2 separate regions of the Homo sapiens genome follow, and region 2 is linked to region 1. A link is an interaction called in ENCODE POLR2A ChIA-PET data of the cell type or tissue named here. Cell type or tissue: A673. All regions are shown on one strand. Links, peaks and the distances in the headings refer to the core of each region. The heading gives the core; the rest is flanking DNA.

What was found. Peaks named below come from ENCODE experiments on the same cell type or tissue, not always from the same donor. Only the 100,000 strongest peaks of a DNase experiment are listed, where the experiment ranks them.
Region 2: POLR2A ChIA-PET joins it to region 1 with 5 read pairs; 2 of 35 experiments call an interaction of 5 or more read pairs at or near these places.

The regions. Positions count from the first base shown.
Region 1 is chr16:74,731,830-74,737,194 of GRCh38, forward strand. The region is part of intron 2 of FA2H (fatty acid 2-hydroxylase); the gene reads right to left. Among named protein-coding and RNA genes, the nearest start is that of MLKL, 34 kb to the left of the region's middle. RefSeq lists an enhancer at 1,666-2,225. In A673, for the core only: no CTCF peak of the experiment used is centred there; no DNase peak of the experiment used is centred there.
Region 2 is chr16:75,097,857-75,103,221 of GRCh38, forward strand. The region is part of intron 2 of ZNRF1 (zinc and ring finger 1); the gene reads left to right. Among named protein-coding and RNA genes, the nearest start is that of LDHD, 16 kb to the right of the region's middle. RefSeq lists enhancers at 652-771, 4,521-5,022 and silencers at 2,123-2,182, 2,293-2,352. In A673, for the core only: no CTCF peak of the experiment used is centred there; a DNase peak (open chromatin) is centred at 2,105; H3K27ac peaks cover 1,849 bases.

The sequences.
Region 1 (5,365 bases), core at 124-5,123:
ACATCTGTAGCTTACGACCATCTCTCTCAAATGAATCCCCTGGTCCTTTCTTTTTCTTTTTGAGACAGGGACTTGCTCTGTTGCCCAAGTGAGAGTGCGGTGGCATGGCTGTGGCTCACTGCAGCACCAACCTCCTAAGCTCAAGCAATTCTCCCACCTCAGCTTCCCGAGTAGCTGGGACTATAGGCTCACGCCACCATGCCCAGCTAATTGTTTTTTGTTTGTTTGTTTGTTTTTAGAGACGAAGTATCACTATGTTGTGTAGGCTGGTCTCGAGCTCCTGGGCTCAAGTGATCCTCCCGCCTCAGCCTCCCAAAGTGCTGGGCTTATGAGCATGAGCCACTGTGCCTGGCCAGCGCCCCTGGTTTTTCTATGTCCCACTTTTGCATGTTACACATGACAGATACTGCTATCCTGTGATTCACTTGTGCACTTTACACAGACTGAGCGATCTTGAACTATGATCTTTTCCAGCTATAGCACAGGGATGTGGCCAGGGGGCCCCTCTCTCAGCCTAGCAGTGGTTTGGGCAAATTTTAATCTATTGATCTATTTTGTCTTTATTTTGTGAAGCAAGTAGAAAATGGCATAGGATTCTTTTTCTTTTTCTTTTTCTTTTTTTTTTAAGATTGAGTCTCACTCTGTCACCCAGGCTGGAGTGCAGTGGTGTGATCTCGGCTCACTGCAACCTCCACTTCTCCGGTTGAAGTGATTCTCCTGCCTCAGCCTCCTGAGTAGCTGGGACTACAGGCATGCACCACCATGCCTGGCTAATTTTTTTGTATTATTAGTAGAGATGGGGTTTCACCATGTTGACCAGACTGGTCTTGAACTCCTGGCTTCAGGTGATCTTGCCTCGGCCTCCCAAAGTGCTGGGATTACAGGTGTGAACCACTGTCCCCAGCTGAAAATGGCATAGGATTCATACGTTGAATTCAGTTGAACCACAAGAAGAAATGTCTAGGTAAGCTATAAGCAGGGACTTCAGCCTAGATCTCACACCTGGATGTACAGGAAACAGAACAAAAGCACAGAACTGTCGTGGAAACCGGAGCTAGACCGTGGAAGATGTGTTTACAGGTGTGGTGGGAACAGAGCCCCAGCACAGGGGTCTGTCATTTGATGTCATTGGATTGACCTGATTTCAGTTACTCCCTGGGTAGACCCGCAAGCACTGCCACCTGTACACATGGTGGACTTGTGCTTGAGAGTCAGTCCCAAGCTGCCTCTTGCCTGTCTGGGGCCGTGGAGGGCCTCACACCCGAGCTCTGTATCTAGCCTACGCTGTGTCTCCACGAGGAAGCCCACCTGGGTGCCCAGGGAAGGTGCCCACTTCACTCTGGGGCTGAAGGACCACCCTGGAGGAATCCCAGGGAGGCCTCGCTCTCCCTTCTGTGAACACCCGCCTCAGTCATCAAAGGCCAACACCTATAGTTCTATGACTGGGGCCTCAGTCTCGCTATTCCAGGGGAAGCCCCGTGAGCCTTCCAGATAAGCACAGAAATTCAGGCCCGCCGACCCCCGACCCAATTTATAGATGAGGATATTGAGGCCTGAGAGGTCAAGCGGCTCTTGAGATAGGATTGGTTGGGCCTGAAGTGGAAGCCTCCCTCCCCCTTCCCCCAGCTTGTAGCAGCCTCCACACAGTTTCCCAAGAGCTGGGACTGGCACCCTGTGCACTTGACCTTGATTTAGGTGGTACATGCACTGATAGGGTGTCCTTTCTTAATCATCTTCCAGTCGTGAGCACTGAAGGAGAAAGGCTCAGCTGGGTGCTGAGAGGTTCCAGGCCTCTCACTTGCTGGTCGTTTCCAACATGGCAGTTGGCGGGACCGGGTTTTGAGATGGGAGGACAGCAGACGATGACGGCTTGGGATCCAATGAGATGGGAAGCGATGCAAGACACATTTCGCTTCCTGCTCTACCTGACCAAACAATTGCCTTAGCTCATTGCCATGGGGGTGGGCAGCGCTGCTGACACTGAGCAGCTGCCCCGTCCCCCGCCTGCCCCCGCTCACCACATTTGCCACCTTGGGGAGCAGATTCTGGACACACCCTTCCCCAGGAAAGCGTCCTATGCCACCTGGCCCTGTATTGCCTGGGAGGAGGGGTCCTGGGGAGGCAGAGGAGGAAAGCAGGGAAGGCCCCCTTCTACCTGGGCACCACGCCCTTCCACCCACCCTCTTCTACCTGACCGAAGACCCCTCTCCTACTCCCACCACATTAGTGGGTCTCTTCCTTCCAGCTCGTTCCTGGTCCGGGCCCCATTTACTTCTTATGTCCCAAGGCTCGGGGGACAGAGGGAAGGCATGGGTCTGTGGGCTATGTACGTGGCTCGGGTGGGGGAGAAGGGGAGATCAGGCCACACTGATGATGCCTCCACTTCCCAGGCATCTGGGGGCTCCCACGGCTCCCCCTACAGTAACAAGTCCCCTTTTACAGCAGTGGAACCCGACGCTAGAGAGGCATGTCCAGCACTCAGGGCCGTCCAGAGGAAGCTGGCCTGCATGGGCGACAGCACGGTTATGCCCGAAACTGCTCTGGAATGAGCAGCTCATTGGGGTGGAGGGATTTTTTGGTGATTCAAAGACCCGACCAACGGGCCGGGGCCCAGGAAGCAGATGCAAGGGGGAGTGGATTCGGCCAAAGCACCTTGTGCCGACTGTGTGGGGTCCATGCCCCTCCCCCAGCCTGCTCGGTCCCTGCCTTAGAGAGAAGGGGAGGGCTTCTCCCAGGCTATGCCAGGAATGTGGCCCACAGCAGCACGGCAGGGGGAAAGGGCAGCCTGCTGCCCAGAGGGTGGGCGGAAGGGCATGGTGCCCCGGTAGAAGGGGGCCTTCCCTGTTTTCCTCCTCCCCCTCCCCAGGACCCCTCCTCCTGGGCAGCACAGGGCCAGGTGGCATAGGACGCTTTCCTGGGGAAGGGTGTGCCCAGAATCTGCTTCTCCCTAAGGTGGCAAATGTGGTGAGCGGGGGCAGGCGGCGGGGGCAGGGTAGCTGCTCAGTGTCAGCAGCACTGCTCACCCCCACAGCGATGAGCTAAGGCAATTGTTTAAAGAAATGTCCACCCAAACTCAGGCATATTGCCCCAGGGCAGCTTTCTGAGCAGAGGTGGAGACAGGCTTCCAGGCAGCCGGGGCTGCGGGAGAGGAGTGGGGGCCGGTTGTCTGCAACCTGGTCGCTGGTCAGCTGGGGCTCAGGCCTCACATCCCCTATCCTTCATGAGCCTTAATTCTGGGAGTTGGGGCCGATGATGACCTCTTTTGACAGATGAGAAGACAGGGTCAGATGTTCGGCTGCATATGCTGTGGCAGGGCCTGGACTCGAGTGCCCCACTCACAGCCCAGGCTCGGCCAGGAGGCCTCCTGTCAGCCAGATTGGGATCCCATGGCTGTGACTTCCTCAGCACAACGGCTGTGATTCCTCACAGCCAGCAGCGGTCAGTGGGGGCAGTGAGGTGGGGCTCTTGGTGGCGTTGCCGGAGTGGCTGCAGGCCCGTCCTGCGCGGTCTAACTGGGACAAGCTGAAGTCCACAGAGGTGGTTCCGGATCACCTGCCTCCTCCCCCTGAGCCCTATGACCCTCCCGTCACCCAGGGGATGTGAGGACAGGGAGGTGGCCTCAGGCTCACCCCACGAGGATTCAGGCAGCGGAGAGTGGATAGGGAGCAAAAATGCCAGAGACACAGGGAGAGATGAAAGACAGCTTGAGCGCTGGCAGAAAGCAGGCATGACCTCTGCCCTTAGGGCTGAAGACGAGCGAAGGGAGCCTGCCCAGGGGCCCCACCCCAAAACCAGGTAGGGTGGTCTTTCCCTTGCAGCACACTTTCTGATATCCTTTAGTACATTCCACTAGATCCTCCAGATAATCCTACGCAATAATAAGATGCAGGGTTGCAATCCCAGCACCTTGGGAGGCCAAGGTGGGAGGATCACTGAGGCTGGGAGTTTGAGACCAGCCTGGACAACATAGCAAGACCCTATCTCTACAAAAAAATTTAAGAAAATTAGCCAGGCATGGTGGTATGCACCTGTAGTCCCAGCTAATTAGGAAGCTGAGGTGGGAGGATGGCTCAAGCCTGGGAGGTTGAGGCTGCAGTGAGCTGCAATCTTGCCACTGTACTCCAGCCTGGGTAACAGAGTGAGAACCTGTCTCTAAAAAAATAAAAAAGATAGAGGGAATAGCTTTCTGCATCATACTGGAACACTGTGGCATCTCTTGCCTCCCAGCCTGCCCTGTCCACTGCCCTCCCAGGGTGTCCTCTAAGACCCACGGAAGCAGAGGGCAGTGCCCAGCCCACCTGCCTGCTTTCTGCCTTGGGGTATTTTTTGAGCACCGCTGAGCTCCTCTGAAGAGGGGCCAGGAGCTCTGAGCAAGGAGGCAGGCAGAGAGGAGACTCAGGGACTCTAAGCCCAGTATGGACAGCCTTGGGGAGGCCCTTTGGATGTTGGGCCCTCCAGACCCCTACTCTGGCTGGGAGGGATTATAGAGAGAAAGGAGGCCCAAGGGGACCCAAGGCGACTAGGCAGGCAGGGTGCCTAGAGGAGAGCCAGGCCAGTGCCCACAGTGCCAAGGCTGGTCCCCCCGAGAGTGTGTTGGCCAAAAGGGCCCTTTCTCTGATCTGGATGCTATCTTCCTGAGTTCTCAGTGACTGATCTGGGGGTCCTAAATGGGCAAAACACTATGGCCAACTTCAATAGCCTTTCCAGGCCCTGGGGACCCTGGTGGTCTGTGTTATGTCAGGCAGGGGGCAGGGACAGGGAGTTTGGGGATGCCTGCTGGATGCGTCTATCTGTCCCTTGAGGGAAGAGGCTGATCACACCCATTGGCCAGCCCCAGCAGCTGGTTATGCCAGCATCTGGCTTAGCCTGAGGAAGGATGGGGAAGAGGATGTGGCTGGCTTGGGAGACACTGCTGGTATCTGCTCAGCCTCCTCCCTCCCTCTGCCACTCCCTCTCCTACTCACCGGCCTCAGGGTCTTATTCATGGTCAGCTGTTGGGGTGGGAAGGTTCCAGGACCTTGTGGAGGGGAGGGGCCGCTATCTGGGCTGCTAGTGTGCCCAGAGGTGACTTTGGGCGGGAGATTTAAGCTCTTCCTTATCAGTTAAATCAGGATAATTATAATCCTTATCCCTCGTGCTGTCAGCAGGATTAAAGCAGATAACCAATAATACATTGAAAGCGGCTGGCACACAGTGAGGGCTCAGTACAAGAGATGTGAATTCAGGGCTAACTCCGCTGCTGAGCATCTGGGCAGCGAACTTCTGCAAACCCCTCAAATCACACCTGTTCTTGCCCCCTCCCCAAAGGGAGGCTGGTCCCCCGGGTGGAAAGGGTGGAGAGGGCTCCCAAGGGAGGGCTCCGAAA
Region 2 (5,365 bases), core at 135-5,134, 370 kb after region 1:
TCCTGGAAAAGCAGAAATGGCTCCTGCTATAGCCTGCCCTGTGCCTGCAGGCAATTCTTTGTCCCATGTCTCCTCCTCTCAGAGACCCTGTGGTCAGAATGAAAGCACCCTACCCTTTCCCTGCCTGGGGAAACCGGGTGCTGGCCGAGGAGTTTGCCCAGCCTTGCTTGGGGCATTGCCCAGAGCCATTGTTAGATGCTGGATGGGCTGGAGTCAGGCTGGACAGGCTGGAGTCAGACTGCGGAGGTGTCTGTCCTGTTACTCCTCCTACAGGAGGGCGAGGAGGGGCAGGTGACTGCTCACCCAGGGTGTCCAGCTGTTGCTGACCGGCTGCACTGACTGCCAGACTGGCCGCTGCTGGGTGTATGAGGAGCGAAAGCGACTAGGGGAGGCCTGCAAGGCCCTAACACAAGTGGGGAAACCAGGAACAGGTGGCTACAGGAAAGAGGACTGTGGGAGGGAGCTGTAGTGGCCTCAGTAGGAAAGTATGAAGCGCTCCAGGCCTGAGCTTTAGTTGGCTGCCCCCACTATCCTCATTGCGGGTGGCCCAGCTCACCAAAACAATTGCATTGCACTTCAAAGGGCTGGGCAGTTGGATGGGCCGCTGCTGGTAGGCTACACTCTCTGCTCAAGGTCACCCTGTTGCCTGAAGAGCACAGCCCCCCAGATTTCCCAAAAGGGGAGCTGACAAGGCCTGGCATGGGTGGCACTGCCCTGTCCTGTCCCTGGCAGACTGGGCCAGCAGCTCTGCATGCTGAATAGGCAGCAGGACCAGGCACTCCACCGCACCTAGGCTGGAAATGAGGTCAGGGGGTGGAACCTGAGCCTGTGCGTCATTTGCTAGGGGTTTCCCCTCTGACTCCCACCTTCCTTCTCTCTGGGCCCTTCATGGCCACCAGGCACAAGTGGAGATGGAGAGGCATGTTCCTGTGCTCAGCTGCTGCCTCGGAGCTGCACGGGCTTTCCCTCCCAGCCAGGTGCAGATCTGTGTCTGCAGCTGTGTGAGCCTCCCCACCCCTCCATACTTCTAGCAGTTCCAGGGTCTCTTGAGGATGTGTTGCCAGAACTCTGCAGAATACTCGAGCCTGGCATGGTGGAGGGCAGGTGTGTGTCTCTCCTGTCTGGTCTGTTCACTCAGTGACCAGGTTCCTCCATCCACCTTGGGTCCTCTGCACACACTTCACAGAAAGGGGGAGATGCAAAGTGCCTGTGAGACGGGTGGTGTTTTCCAGCCCCAAGGGAAGACACCCTTATGGCCTGGTCTTTTAAGGAAAAGGGGCCAGGTCGCTGGGTGGCAGAAACTTGGGCTTGGGAGTCATCACCACTTAGCAGCTGCATGAGCTTATCCGAAGATCCCCACAGGGGCTTTAGGAGTCATGGTGTGTGTGTCTGAGGAGTTACCTGCATATAGCTGGCTTAGAGAATTAAGGCTCTTTTGCTCCTCCTCCCAGATATCTTTGCTTTGACAAATAGCAGCTGTCAGAAGCACCGTGCCTGGATCCCAGGGAGGGAGCAGAAGATGCCACCGCCTCCCACCCCCAGCCCATCACAGGCATCATCCCTCCCTCCTGTTTCAGCTCCAGGGCCGTGCTCGCCATTCTGGTTTGGTTCCCTGGTCTGGTTAGAGGGACAGGCACTGACACCATCCCCAGCCAGGCCAAACACACTTCCAAGCTCTCCCTTGGGCAGTGACATTGGCTGGCTTTGTACAGTGGCGTCAGGAAACTTGGGAGGTGCTTCAGAGGTAGTAAGAAAAGGGCAGAACCCAGATGGCAGAAAGTTTGGCTTTGTTCTTATCCGGCAGCATTTGTTGAACCTCTTCTCTAGGGGCCTGGAGATACCAGGGGACATTTGACTCCATCTGCAGCAGAGTCTCAGTTTGTGTGGGCCAGGCGCCTGGGTTTTGTGCTGCGAGGCCCCCGCCATGGCTTTTCTCTGACGGCAGGCAGCAGGTTCGTGTCAGATGCTTCTGGAAGTCTTGTAGGAACCAGTTGATAGGCAAGCATCAGCTTCAGCCATTTCCACTTCCCTGCTAGGCTCTCAGGGACATCCGGAGGCCACTAACTCCCACAGCCCCAGGGGTGGGGACAGGAAGTTGTACTCAGCCCACTGCAACCTCTTGCTGGGTTTGTGTGCCTCCTGCCTCCTGCTGTGGAAGAATGCTGCTCCCTGGGCACTGGGCTCTGTGTGGGCACTGCTGGCTTCCCCATGCTGTCTGAGTCAAAGACCCTGACTCCTTCCTATTGCCGGGAACCTCCAGGTGGCCTTTTGCAGCCAGTGGCTCTTGGTCCCAGTGAAATGTGCTCCCTGCCGTGTGCCAGCCTGGTTGGGGTGCCTGCACATTTTAGTTCTTCCCACCAGTGCAGCAGACTCAGGCCAGCTGGTAAAGGCACAACACTGCACTGTGCATAAAACCGCCTTGTGGAGTGGTGAGGAAAGGCTGCCTCTAACCTTCCTCTGCTCAAGTCTGAGTCCTTTAGTGCACAGGCCTTCCGCCCCAGGACAAGAAGAATCGCCCTCGCGCCCCCTTCCCCTTCCCCTTCCCTTTCCCCTAGTGAGGTTCGGTGCAAAAAGAGAGTCAAGTCCAGTCTTGTCATAAAGCGCCTAAGCCTTATCCTCATACCTGCCTCTCCCTTCCCTGAATCCATCACCTCCTGGGGGGCGATGAGGGAGACCACATGTGCCCTCCTGGAGCTGACACAGATGGGGAGAGAACACACCTGGTGTGGGAAGCTGTATGGGACCCAGAGAATTCTAACTAGTCCCTTGGGCTCACAGTTGAGTTACCAATCAGTAGGAGAAAATGCAAAGATAAACTACTTAGGAATCAGTAATTGCCATGTTCCCAGGAAATCCTCCTTAAGTATGGAGGGGAAGGAATGCTTTAGAGGAAACTAAGGGCTATAGCCCATACGCTCATGTCATAGATGAGGTGTCCAAGACAAAGAGAGTGGGGAATACAGGTCCAAGAATGTCTGCATGACGACTCTGCCCTCACTAAGCTATGCTGTTTTTCCTCCCATCTCTGTTGAGGTTTTTCCCTCTGTTTTATTATGAAAAATGTCAAACACACAGCAAAGTTTTTATGTTTTTTTGAGACAGAGTCTCGTTCTGTCACCCAGGCTGGAGTACAGTGGCACAATCTTGGCTCACTGTAATCTCTGCCTCCCGGGTTCAAATGATTCTCCTGCCTCAGCCTCCCAAGTAGCTGGGACTACAGGTGCATGCCACCATGGCAGGCTAACTTTTGGTTTTTTAATAGAGACAGACTTTCACCATGTTGGCCAGGCTGGTCTCAAACTCCTGAGTTCAGGTGATCCATCTGCCTCAGCCTCCCAGAATGCTGGAATTACAGGCATGAGCCACTGCACCCAGTGTACGGCAAAGCTGAAAGCATTGTATAGAGAACACCCTTATTGCTGGGCGCGGTGGCTCACGCCTGTAATCTCAGCACTTTGGGAGGCCGAGGTAGGTGGATCACGAGGTCAAGAGATCAAGACCATCCTGGCTAACATGATGAGACCCCGTCTCTACTAAAAACACAAAAATTAGCCGGGTGTGGTGGCATGCACCTGTAGTCCCAGCTACTTAGTAGGCTGAGGCAGGAGAAACTCTTGAGGCGGAGGTTGCAGTGAGCTGAGATCATGCCACTGCACTCCATCCTGGCGATAGAGCGAGACTCCATGTCAAAAAAAAAAGAGAGAGAACGCCCCTATTACATAGCACATGCACCACCTGGAGTCTGCAGTGTACTAGACCCGTTTATCCATCCACCAACCCATCTTATCCTTCTGATGCATTTCATAGTAAAATGCAAACACCAGTATGCTTCCTTATCAGGGTTTTTAACTAAAGTAGTGCACATTCGAACGCTACAGAAATACATAAAAGGATTTTTCTCCAAGTCCTCCTTTCCTCTACCACTGTGAAAGTGTGTGCATCCTTCCAGACTTTGATCTGTGCCTACACATGCATTTGAATATGTATGGTAGCTAGTGCTTTCAAGCAGGGGGATCACACCCATGTGTTCATCCACTACTTGCCATGTTTGGAGTCTGAGGGGACAGACACTTCAGCAGCAGACTGTGCCATCTCCCTTCTCAGTTTGTGTCACCCTTTCAGGTGGGTCCTCGGGCTAGCCAGATGTTCTAGACAGAAAATGACCACAAGTTGTCCTGGTGGCCAGGAAGCTGAGAGTGACTTCTCTCGCAACTCATGTGCCTGGGGACTTAAGGATCGAATCGGTTCCATTTTATGCTTTTTCCTTGGGGTTCCTGGTGGGGGGCTTTGAGGAGCGGAAGCCATAGCCTTCTGGGCCCTGAAGAATCTTCATTTTATGGGCCCCAGGTGTTTGCCTTTCCACCAAAATAATAAGAGAACACAAAGAAACAGCAATGGGAAGGCCTCTTAAGCAGAGGGTCCCAGTCCCAGCCCCACAACCCACAAGCCCACTCATGAGGTGTGTGACTTCCTTGGGCTTCCGGATCCTCATTCGCAAAATGAGAATAACACTGGGTGCCCTGCCCAGCTTGGAAGATGGTGATGCTCAAAGGAAGACACGCACATGTGTTTGTCATTGGCAGTGTTCGGGACAGTTAAGTTCCTTTAGTGACGGAGAAGGGATCCTGCCACAAGCTCTGCCTTCTTCACAGCTGAGACACTGCTCTCCTGATATTTCTCCTGTGGCTTGGAGGACTTCTGGGTCGCCTTTTGTTCACGTCGCCTCTTTTCACCTGCCCTTCAAATATTCATGTCGGCCTGGGTTTGTCTTCTGCCTTCTTTGGATTTTGGTCTGAACTTTCTCCCTGGACTGCCTCTTTATCCCACATCCATGCCTGGCACCCATGTCTCTGTTCCAAACCTCAGCTCTAGGCTTCAGCAGCCTCCTGGAGGTCTCCATCAGCTGGCCGGGCCTCCTCCCACCCAACTCAGAATCCGTCCCTTCCTTCTCATGCTTTCCTCCTGGGCACCCTCCCTTAGTGCAGGCACCTGCTGTGTGTCCCGCTGCCCTCATCCGCACACGCAGGGCTGCTGCGCACTCCTTGTTGTCGGCCCCAGACACCACAGCAGAACACAAGGCTGTTCCCTGTGCCCAGAATCTCCCGTCCCCACCCCAGCTTCATCCATCCTCCACCTTCTCCAGAACCTTCCCAGATCAGCCCCCATCCTGATGAGGTCTCTTTCCCCATACCCTCAGCCCTGGGCCTGCGCGTGAGAAGATGTCCTGGAAGTCCTCATGCTGTGCCTTTTGATTTCCTTGTTCGGCATCCCTGCTAGTCTGTGAGCTGCTTGAATCCCGAGATCATGGCTATTCACTGTCGCCGGCACGCAGAATGCCATAGGACTTAATAAAAACCAGTGGGTT